Regions from separate parts of the Mus musculus genome. Here all the other regions are linked to region 1. A link is a contact called in ENCODE POLR2A ChIA-PET data. All regions are on one chromosome and are shown on one strand. The core of a region is the stretch at or near the end of the contact, and the rest is flanking DNA. Distances in the headings are between cores, read along the strand shown. Region 1 holds the start of Psma5 (proteasome subunit alpha 5). Region 2 holds the start of Gnai3 (guanine nucleotide binding protein (G protein), alpha inhibiting 3). Region 3 holds the start of Psrc1 (proline/serine-rich coiled-coil 1). Region 4 holds the start of Amigo1 (adhesion molecule with Ig like domain 1).

Evidence for each region. ChIA-PET counts read pairs that join two places held with the same protein, here RNA polymerase II (POLR2A).
Region 2: POLR2A ChIA-PET joins it to region 1 with 34 read pairs in Patski. The contact joins the promoter of Gnai3 here to the promoter of Psma5 in region 1. POLR2A ChIA-PET finds 5 or more read pairs at or near these places in 3 of 5 experiments (Patski and embryonic stem cell).
Region 3: POLR2A ChIA-PET joins it to region 1 with 30 read pairs in embryonic stem cell. The contact joins the promoter of Psrc1 here to the promoter of Psma5 in region 1. POLR2A ChIA-PET finds 5 or more read pairs at or near these places in 4 of 5 experiments (Patski and embryonic stem cell).
Region 4: POLR2A ChIA-PET joins it to region 1 with 12 read pairs in Patski. The contact joins the promoter of Amigo1 here to the promoter of Psma5 in region 1. POLR2A ChIA-PET finds 5 or more read pairs at or near these places in 3 of 5 experiments (Patski and embryonic stem cell).

The regions. Positions count from the first base shown.
Region 1 is chr3:108,255,565-108,258,264 of GRCm38, forward strand. Psma5 (proteasome subunit alpha 5) reads left to right here and starts at 1,362. Exons shown (of 9, transcript NM_011967.3): 1 at 1,362-1,741. The coding sequence starts at 1,713.
Region 2 is chr3:108,144,782-108,147,481 of GRCm38, forward strand. Gnai3 (guanine nucleotide binding protein (G protein), alpha inhibiting 3) reads right to left here and starts at 1,371. Exons shown (of 9, transcript NM_010306.3): 1 at 1,107-1,371. The coding sequence starts at 1,224.
Region 3 is chr3:108,382,527-108,385,226 of GRCm38, forward strand. Psrc1 (proline/serine-rich coiled-coil 1) reads left to right here and starts at 1,312. Exons shown (of 8, transcript NM_019976.3): 1 at 1,312-1,400; 2 at 1,710-1,759; 3 at 1,848-1,905; 4 at 2,444-2,700. The coding sequence starts at 1,741. Gm12522 (predicted gene 12522) reads right to left here and starts at 1,215. Exons shown (of 3, transcript NR_040560.1): 1 at 761-1,215; 2 at 1-270.
Region 4 is chr3:108,184,841-108,187,540 of GRCm38, forward strand. Amigo1 (adhesion molecule with Ig like domain 1) reads left to right here and starts at 1,449. Exons shown (of 2, transcript NM_146137.3): 1 at 1,449-1,838; 2 at 2,251-2,700. The coding sequence starts at 2,347.

The DNA.
Region 1 (2,700 bases), core at 112-2,611:
GCTGGTCTTGAACTTAGAGATTCCCTGCCTCCTGAGTGCTGGGATTAAAGGAACTATCACACCCAACCCAGAATGGTATTTTTAAAAAGACTTTTCAATGTGTGTGTGTGTGTGTGTGTGTGTTTGTGTGTGTGTGTTATGTGTGACACATATATAGGGGCCAGCAGAGAGCAGAAAAAGGCAGTGGATCCCCTAGAGCTAGAATAAAGGGTAGTTATGTGCAGCCTGACTAGGACGCTGAGAACCAAATGTGGGCATCTAGAAGGGAATCAGGTGCTAAGCTATCTCTCCAGCCACCAGAATTATGTTTTGATATAGGTATATATCACGATTAAGTTAACTTTCACTAACATTTGCCTTTTTTGGTAGTGATTAAAATCTACCTTCTTAGAAAAATTTCAAGTGTAAGATATTAACTCTAGTCATCCTGGTGTATCATATATCTCCATTAGGTATTAATCTTACCTGAAACTTTGTACTCTGACCACCTCACACCCCACCCCCGCCAAGCCTGGGCAGAGGTTCATGCATGCTATGAAAGTACTCTGTCACCGAGTTACATTCCTAGAGAGTCAGGACTTCTTCTTTTTTTTTTTGTTTTTTTTGTTTGTTTTTAAAGATTTATTTATTTATTTTATGTAAGTACATCGTAGCTGTCTTCAGACACACCAGAAGAGGAAGTCAGATCTCATTCAGGATGGTTGTGAGCCACCATGTGGTTGCTGGGATTTGAACTCAGGACCTTCTGAAGAACAGCCAGTGCTCTTAACCCCTGAGCCATCTCTCCAGCCCGAGTCAGGACTTCTTAACCACCTAACTTTCTTTGATAAATGATTCATTTACAATGTTTCTTAAAAAAAAAAAAAGCTCAAGTTGCTCTTCTACCCTTAGGAAGAGAAAACAAGAAGCACATACACAAATTAAGGTCCTTAAAAGCAGTGACTAATCTGAAGCTCCGATACTGAACTCCAGGTCTGGGTCTGAAACTTGGATAGTTAGGGTGGTGGTGGTGATGTGTACGAATCCAGGAAAGACTTGATAAAATAATCGTACCTATGCAAGAAATTGAAAAACGTTCTTGCTGATTAGAACCTATCAACTTTTAAAACTTTTTTTTTCAACAAGCCCGGCTGGCAGAACTGCCGGGCACGCTGGTAGAGGCGCACACATTTCTCTACCCAAGTCAAAAAGTCCTCAGCAAACCTAGTTCCGGCTGCCACCGAGCCGGGAAGACAGCGAAGAGCTGGGCAGGCGAGCGCGAAGTAAGAGACCGGTGTCCCCCGGCTGCATTTACGCGAGCTGGCGAGACTTACGTCACGATTCCGACAACCCAGTCATCAGGCCAAGTCTTGCAGCCATCCAAAGCGCGGCGTGCTCACTCCTCGACGACGAGGTTCACTCTCACCGGTTGCCTCGAGTCCCAGCGCCCGTAGCAACCAAGGGTGACGGAAAGCGGAAGTGCTCTCTAGTTCCGCCTCCCTGTTAACCCAGGTCCGGTGAAGAAGCTTGTCAAGTCCAATCATCGCGGCGAGAATATCAATCAGCCAATAAAAGGGAAGCACGGGAGGGCGGGCTAAAAAGGTCGCGTGCGCACGCGCAGACGGCTGCAGGGTCCTTGGTGCTGTGGCGGTGTGGTTGATTAGGGTGCTGCTTTCAATCGTGTGGCCTTTGGGAACCCCGCGTAGCCACTGCCGCCTCCTTCTGTCCTCGCCATGTTCCTCACTCGGTCCGAGTACGACAGGTTCGTACGGCGGGAAGCAGCAGGGTCGAAATTTGGGTGGGCGGGCCTGGGGCCCGCGCCGCGGCCTGGGTTCTGCAGTGTCATGGGGCGCCCGGAGAACCTAAGTCTGGCGGGACCCGGGGAATCTGGTTCCCGAGGCGCCCGGCGAGATTCCCCAAGCTACACTGCAGCGGACCCGTTGCACTTGTCCCGCTGAGTCACCGCTAATCCTGACTCCCCGCGGAAGCGAGAGGCTGGGGCTGCTTGGGGCAGGCGGCGGAGAGGGATCGGGACCTTTAACCTGGAGTAGATTAGGGGGACACCAGCCTTGCGTCCGTCTTTTCAACCTAAGTCTGACTGCTTAGGAAAAAGAAAAGTGAAAGGAGTTTCCTTGAATAGAAGCTACCAGAGACTATTGGATGAGTTTGTAGGAATCCGTCCTGTGCTGTACATTTTAATCTTTTTTGAAGAGCGAAGGCAGTTTTCAGCTATGCTCGGATAAATATATTGCCTACAATCTGGTTTTGTGGGAACTTGAATGTACAGTGGTTCTCAGAAGAGTTTTAATACACTGATTCCATTTGACCAAAGTGTGTGTATGTGAGAGGAGGTTTGAAAGCAAGTTAATTTTAGTGTTGTGTTGAAAGCTAAATGTTTTGTAAAGTCAAAGCTGTGTGGTTGTGTTTATTAAAAGAGCAGACAACCTAAAAACTTTCAAGTCTCGAAAATGCTAACTAATACTGTCATAAATGCTGTAGATACTGTAACTTTCAGTTTCTGTTTTGAGCAGTTTTGCAAACCACTGGGTTCCTTTAAAAGTTAGGGAAAGCAGACATTTTCTTAGTTCCAGGTTACCACTGAGAAATTACTTTTCTTGGCAAGTATGTATTGAGCCTGTCAAAATATATATATGTCATTCCAGGTGCCACAATTTTGACAGGCTCAATACATACTTATATATACACATATATACATACATA
Region 2 (2,700 bases), core at 121-2,620, 110 kb before region 1:
GCTTCCAGAACCTGTGACTTATTCGTAATGATTCTCATCTAACAGATTCCTCAAAGATATAAATAATGAATACAGCTGGATTTACTGGTAAGCTAATGCGAGAGAAGTTTATATGATTTACTGGGCCTATCAAAGTTTAAAACGAAATTATCCTGACTGAAACATGTCTGACTAGAGATAAAAAAGCCCACTTGAGTATAAGACAACACGGTGTTTGTAGTCTGAAAGCCAATACATACTTTTATTTTGAAAAACCCAATTAAAAAAAAAAATCAACCCCTCCCAAATAGATCACAATCTCTACAATAAATCTGCCCCAGTCCATATGTTATCCTCTACTATTCCCGACACACATGGTCCCACTGTCCTCTACCCCAAACCTCAAAAATGGCATTCTTTCAATTTCCTCAGCTCACACCATCCCTAGCCCTTTAATTTAAAAAAGGAATCACGGAAGCTCAAGAGAATTTAAAAAAAAAAAAGAGAGAGAGAGAGATTTTAAAAAAAAGTTGAAAAAAGTATTAGTGGCCTCTGCACCCAAGGTCTTTTCTTTTATACCTAAGAACCTGTCATTTATTTCAACCGCCTCCTGGGTGTTCCTGGACAACCCACCTCACTAACAGCACAAAAAGACTTGCGAGCAAGTTCTTTATGTGACCCTCTCTGTACTAGCTTCGCTATTTAATCATTCAATCCTTCCAGCTTTATCCTGACATCAAGTATCAAACTCACACAAACCCTAGACAGGCCCCACCAGACACCATACACTATCCTCCTCAACACGTTCCAGCCCAGTGTGAACCCTCCCTAATTTCGGTCCCTCCCTTTAAGAGCCGTGCCCGGATTCCCAGCACAGTCTCGGGGCTCCAAACTCCCCAACTCTACTAAGTACCATCCCAGCCGGGTTACACCCTCTCCAACCTGAAATCCCCACGCCTTCCGGGGCCTCAGTCGCCAAGCCCAGTACCCGCCCCATTGCTGGGCATCCCCTCCTTGTCCCTTTGGGGTCCTCTCTGCCGGCCTTGGCCAGACCCCGATCAGCTCCGGCTGCTCCCGGGGCCGGGCTCTCCGGCTCCAGCGCTCCAGCTCCGCCCCCAGCCCCTCACCGAGCAGCAGCAGCTTCACTTCTTTGGCCGCTTTCTCCCCGTCCTCCCGCAAGTTGCGGTCGATCATCTTGCTCCGCTCCACCGCCGCCTTGTCCTCGGCGCTCAACGTGCAGCCCATGGCGGCGGCGGGAGAGGGGACCGGGCCCGGGCTCACTCACACACACCGCGGGAATCGCCACACACCGGCGGAGACGGGTCTTCTGCTGGGCGGTGGCCTTCTCCGTCAGCTCCCCTAGCTCCCGGAAGAACCGGATGTGTGCTGTTTACGACACTTCCGGCGACGCCCAGCGGCCGTTACTACTTAGAGCGCTGTGCCAGTGGGAGGCGGAGGTGGTACGGAGAGCGGAAGTTCCCTGGTACCTGACTGTCCCCGTGGAGTGATGGCGAGCCTTCGCTCCGCACCTCCCAGCCTTAATACCCTTTTACTTCTCCGGCTCCTGGACTTGGATTCCAAGTGTAGAAAAAGCGGGACTTCCAGCACGTGGTGTGCTCTGGAGGTTTGGCGGTGAGGATCAGATTCTCAAATGAGAGCTCACAGTCCTCTGGGAATTGCTGTTGGGAAAAGCCTCCCTCTCCAGAAAACAAACAAACAAAAAAACCTTTTTTCCTTTTCATCTGTGATTTGGAGCCCAGGTCTCTGTCCAGAGCCGCGTGTTGGGCACTTCAGCCAAAGTTCCCTCCGTCTGATCCTTGAGCTGCCCAGCCTGGATGTTCACCCATTCCTCTGGCTACACCCATTATGCCAAGTATATATTAGTCCTTCTGCTACAACGTATGGATTTCTGTGAGCTGTACATATGCCTGGCACTCCTATGTTGGCAAAGGATCACTCGACCGCATCAAGTAATAGAGAGTGAAAAATAGGTAGTAAGTATTAGAATATGAAACTAGGTGTAATTCATTTATAATATTTCCACGCTTCCCTTTCTTCCAGGTAAACCTGAGGACTTAGTTCCATACCCAGAAATAAACGAGCTAATCTCTAATCTAACAAGAGTTCCTCTGTGATAGCCACAGAAAGGGGGAAGTTTGGTAAAAGTTGTCTTTCTACTATCTCCTGAATATTGGCTCTGTGAAGAATATCCTAAAGTCCCTACTAAATAGACCCACAATGACTCAACACCCGTTTTAAGAAGGGGCATTTTTTTACAGCCATTGAAACATTTCCCTGGAATTTAAAACATTTCTCTAGTAGGAGGTAACTTAAGCTACAAATTCCCAAGAGAAAGGTCTATAGTGAAAATTAATTAATTAGAACCATCTAATTAGATTAACCTCGTCCACGTCACCCATAATGCTTGTCAATTCCAAGTCTGGAAAGTCTCCCACTCATTTCCAAAAGAAACTGCTTTTCCTTTCTGATCACTTCTAGGGGGGAAAGGGTCAAGAGGAAAGGGGGAAACACAACATTATTGAGTACCTTTTTGCCAGGTAGGCACTTCCATGTCTCATCTCTTAATCCTCACAACAACCCTGTGAGGTAGGTAATATTAATCCCCATTGTCGCCAATGAGAAAATGGGCTCAGAGGAATTCAGTCGCTTTCCCACGTCCACACAGTAAGTACATCTGTCTAGTTTCAACTTCACGCCCTC
Region 3 (2,700 bases), core at 62-2,561, 130 kb after region 1:
CCCTAAGGAGACTTCCCCTTGCCTCTTCCCACTTCTATCCTCTAGCCCCTTCCCCCAAACCATCTGCAGTTAGGACAGAATTGCATACAGCTGGTTGAGAGGGACGGCTGCATACTCAGGTGAAGGTCCCGTGACCTTCTGTCCCACCTCCTCCTTCTATGACGGAAGGTAAACCGTCCACAGGCCCAGCTGTGATGGTCTTTCCGAAGCAGGCGCAACAGAACTCCTGAAGATGCTTGCAGATGTTTGCAGATGTCTCAGAGGATGGTCCTAGAGTAGAGTGGCACAGGCCTTTAGTCCCAGCACTTGGGAGGTAGGGGCAGGAGGGTCGGGACTTCAAGGTCATCCTTGGCTATATGGTGAATTCAAAGGCCAGCATGAGCTACACTAGTCTCTGTCTCAGAAAATAGCAAAAAACAAAGGGAAAAGAAACAGATGGTGTGTGTGTGTGTGTGTGTGTGTGTATCAGTGAATGGAGAGGAGTGGTCTGGTCATAGCCAGTCAACAACATTCACAACAGCAAAGGCTTCTTTCCAACCTGAAGCAAGCCTAGGGTAGAAGGTGGTAGTGACTGTGCTCTAAGGATGCGCCAGACCATGCTATTTGCTGAACTTTTACAGGCCCACCATTAAAGTGCACACATCTCCAGCATCCTGGCGAAGAAATAAATTCTTCACACGAACAAGATCTTTAGCAATAGGTAATCCTTTTGCACTTAGGGAGCACAGCTCTGACATCTTTTATTATTATTACTACTTACTGTTTGCCTGGAAGAATGACTTCTTTGTTATTTATTTAAACTCTTAAATAGCTGCTCATACTCATCGTTTGGGGGTTGGGGTTGAAGCAGGAAGAAAAAAATGCCAGATATCTCAGAGAAGTGGCCTTATGCTAAATGAAGAAATCTTGTGGCTCCAGTGCTGGAGAGATGGTCTATTTGGTGGTCTCTGCAAGTACGCGAGAAACCCAGCAAGGAAACCCAGTCTCAGATGCTGGAATCCAGGAGGTGGGGGAAGAGGCGGGGCTCCAAGCCTACATTGGTTCGACAGTTCTCCCCTTGTCTGACTCGCGGTTAGAAGGAGGCGCTCCGGTACACGCCACCGCGCACTCACGGCTCCTCCCGCCGTTCCGCTGTAGCCCCCTACCCTTTTTGGGAAGTGCCCTTTGGTCCAAGGGACAATCTTCTCCGGCTGACATCCCGACTGCTCCCGACTCAGCCCTGCCCCCTTGGACTCACCAATCGCTGTGCGTTTGTGGCGGGACTGGGTGGAGCCTAAGAAATTCGAACGAAGCTCCGCCCCTCGGGAGCCCTTTCCCGGGAACTGGGAGATTGTAGAAGAAAAGCTTCCTGCGTAGACTGTGAAGCGAGGTGGGGAGTGGAAACCGAGTGTGCGCTGGAGGTGTGGCGGGGATGTGGTGCCGCGGAGTGGAAAATGGGTGGGGTAGGGGGGGAGCGAAATTTCGGATAATAGTAAGGATGGAGGTGAAGACTGACCGACTGAGGAGAGGCCAGGGCGCAAGTTGGCGGATTGCACATCAGGTGTCGAGCTTTCTGCACCTTTCCCTAATATAACGGACTAGTTTCAGGGACACGTGCTGATCCTGCTTTACCACCACCATGCCTCTTCACCCCAGCTAATGCACTCCGAGTCTTGATGGGGCCCTAAGGCAGGATGATAGACACCTGAGGTAGGCATGTTTTCTTTCAGGTCTAAGCCGACTCGCTTATGCTGGCTGAGCATGGAGGATCTGAAAGAGGGTAAGGAAGCCATGGAGGGAGGAACGGGCCCCTGAGAGTCTGTCTGTCAAGAACTGATAGCTGGCATTTATTCTTCTCATCCCTTCAGATATCAAGTTCATTGTGGACGAGACCTTGGACTTCGGAGGGCTGTCTCCATCTGACAGGTACCAGCCTATTTATCCATTTATTATTTTCCTCCGGCAATACATCTGTAACCCTTTACTGCTAACTTATGGGCCTCTAGAACCGTGGTTGGTAATCTAGCAGAGTATGGTACCCTCTGATGGCAGTAGTCTGGTAGAATTGGGCCTCTAGAACACATGCTGGTGAGAACAGAGAAGCTGTAGGGAAATTTAGGGGTAAATGTAAATGAAAGATGAATGTCCCTGGGCATGTTGAGGCATGCCCTGCAAACCACCCCCACACTCCTAGGATAGACTAGAGTGCAGAGAGGGGGAGGGAGAGAGGGAAAGAGAGACAGAGAGAGAGAGAGAGAAGGCAGGAGGGATTTTGAATTTGAGATCATTCTGTGCTATAGAGTTGAGACATTGTCTCAGAAAATGGGAGTAGAACTAAGTTTTCCTCACCTAAAAGCAGTTCTCATGGCCAAAATGGAGTCAGGGTTGGGGATTGTCCCCGACTCGCCGACAGGAATGCCTTCTGCTAGCTGTTGTCCAGCATGGTGCCATATTTGTTTTTCAGTCATGAGGAAGAAGACATAACAGTATTAGTGAGTCCAGAGAAACCACTTCGACGGGGCCTCGCCCATCGGAGTAACCCAAATGAAGTAGCTCCCGCCCTCCAGGGTGTGCGGTTTAGCTTGGGCCCGCTCAGCCCAGAGAAGCTGGAAGAGATTCTTGATGAAGCCAACCGCCTGGCGGCTCAGCTGGAGGAGTGTGCCCTGAAAGATCGGGAGAGGGCTGGTACAGGCCCTGGAAGGCCCAGCCCCAGAGGGAAAC
Region 4 (2,700 bases), core at 199-2,698, 71 kb before region 1:
CTGTCTTGCAGGCTCTTGGATCTCTCACCTGCCAGAAGCTGTTCCATCAGGGCACTTAAGCAGTCTTGAGACCTGACCTGGAGAGTCATTGAGGTTTCTTGACAACAACAGCCAACCATCTGAGGGACTCATGTGACCCTCTGTGAAAGCTGACCCTCCCGTCCCAGTCAAGTTTTCTGATGACCGAGCTTCCACGTGGCATGTGCCTGTAACTGAGAAATACCCTAGCATCTCTAGCCAACAGAAATTGTGTTTCACAGCCATTGATTTCCTGATTCCTCTTTCCTTCTCCTCCAAAAAGGACTACTCACCCTTCTCGACTTTTCACCATGCCTGGATTAAACAGGAAAGAGGAAAAAAAAAAATCTTTCCAGATCATGCATAAGTTTAATGTGCTAATACCCCTAGAAGAGATAATACAGTCACTTAAATTCACAGTAAAACATGGGAGAGATCTAGCTTTTTTCTTTTTTAAACTCTTAGCAAGCTAATTTGTTGAGAGGTTAATTTCAGGTGTGGTCTTGCTACTGTAAAAGACTGGAAAGAAAAACTTGCTAATTTCTCCCTCTGTGCCCAGTATCTCAAGAATGAATTCTTGGATGACATGGTCTTGGTCATTCCTGGGCCTTGCCCCCAATCATCAATTTTCATACTTTGATTAACAGCTTCTTTGTGCTTAGGGAGGCCATCTTACAGAAACCATCTTACAGAAAACACCTCAACGCCCACCACTGGTCTTCACCTTTGAGAATTAATAGAGAAAGTATCAAGATCTGACAACCAGGAAGTGCAGGTACTGCTTCGGGAAGAAGATAAATGGGAGAGCTGGATAGGACGGGAAGTGGGGAGGCAAGGTGGGTTGTCTGTGGAAGGACACGCCTCCCAAGCCCAGTCGTGACTAGCAAGCTTGCAGGCTAAGCAGCTGTGTTCTTCTATGGTACTCCAAGAAGTATAGACTAGTGACATCAAAAGTAGAGAGGGAAGAACAAAAACAAAAACAAAAAAGCAAAATAAAGCTCTTCTCCCAAATTTTAGTGACTTCACAGCTGCGCAGAGAAAGCAGAAGGAACGAAAAAAAAAAAAAAAAAAAACGTGACTAATGAATTTCCCGCCAACACTGACAGCGGGAGGCGAGCCAGATTTCTTTAATTTGGAAAATTAAAAGACGCGTGCCGCTTCTTGTCCCAGAGTCAGTTCACTGGTTCCAGCGAACTCACTACTCTTAGACTTACTTTTCCCGACAGGGGGTTTGGGTAGGAGGAACGTTACTGGGGCATGAAGAGAATGGAGAAAGGGAGGCTAGGGAAGAGAGGCGCTTTGAGGGGCCACGCTCGCTAGCTCTGGGCCCAGCCCGGGATGGCAGAGGAAATGACCCCCGACTGCAGCCGGCAGCCCGCGCGTCCGCCGGGAGCCGGAGACAAACACACGCACGTGCGCCCCGCCCCCGCCGCGCGCACGCGCCCGGAGGCTCCGGCGGCGGCGGCGGCGGGCGGCGGCGGGCGGGCGGGCGCGCGCGCGGTGCTCGCTGCCCCCACGCTGCTCCCTCGGCTGGGATCGCGGCGTCTCCCGCTCGCCGCACTGCTTCTCGCCTGGCCCGTGGCTCCGGAGGCGGCAGTCGTGCCAGGTGGGCTCGGGTGGACGGGCGCGGCGGTCCGGGCGCGGCGGCGGCGCGGGTGGACAGCGCGGAACCCAGCAAGTTCCTCGCAGGCGATGTCGCCGGGCGCGGGCCCCTACGTACGCTGGGCGCTGTGACAGGCCGGCCGGGGAGGCGCGGACGGGGGAGGCCGCGACGGAGCTCCTGGACTGGCCATGGGCTGAGACGCATCCTCGCCGAGCAGGTGCAGTGACCCGAGGGTCTAGGGAGGGAACCCGCGCCACAGGCCCCGGGAACCTTCGGCCCTTCTCAGCCTAGTACCCTGTTGACCTTCCCTGGGTTCCTCGGGAAAGGCCCTGATGACCCCGCCTCCAAACCCAGAGCTTGCAATCCCTGGTGACACCCCACCACTGCCACCACAGGGGACACGCTGTGTACACTCTCACTCTAGACCGGCGACCCCAGCCCACTGGGCCTTTGCGCCTATGCCTCTGATGTCCTAGTATTTTGAGCCCACAGCCTGCCTCACTGTGCCTGGGAACTACCCGGGATAGCTTACCCTCTCTGCTCACCAAAGGGTGGGAGAGGAAAGTGGGAGTGGTGGTCTTTCCCTCTTGAGTCTTTGGTGACTACAAACCCATCCTCTTTCTCCCAAGCCTGTAGTGAAAGTGACCCTTCCATACTCCACCAGAACATGCCGGGGTGACTCCCTCCCAGATCCTGTGGCCTTCCTCGCTCTTCCCAGTGACACTATGCAACCCCAGCGTGACCTGCGAGGCCTCTGGCTCCTGCTGCTCTCCGTGTTCCTGCTTCTCTTTGAGGTAGCCAGGGCCGGCCGATCTGTGGTTAGTTGTCCCGCCAACTGCCTGTGCGCCAGCAACATCCTCAGCTGCTCCAAGCAGCAGCTGCCCAATGTGCCCCAATCTTTGCCCAGCTACACAGCACTGCTGGACCTCAGCCACAACAACTTGAGCAGGCTGCGGGCCGAGTGGACCCCCACCCGGCTGACCAACCTGCACTCCCTGCTGCTGAGCCACAACCACCTGAACTTCATCTCCTCCGAGGCCTTCGTCCCCGTACCCAACCTTAGGTACTTGGACCTCTCC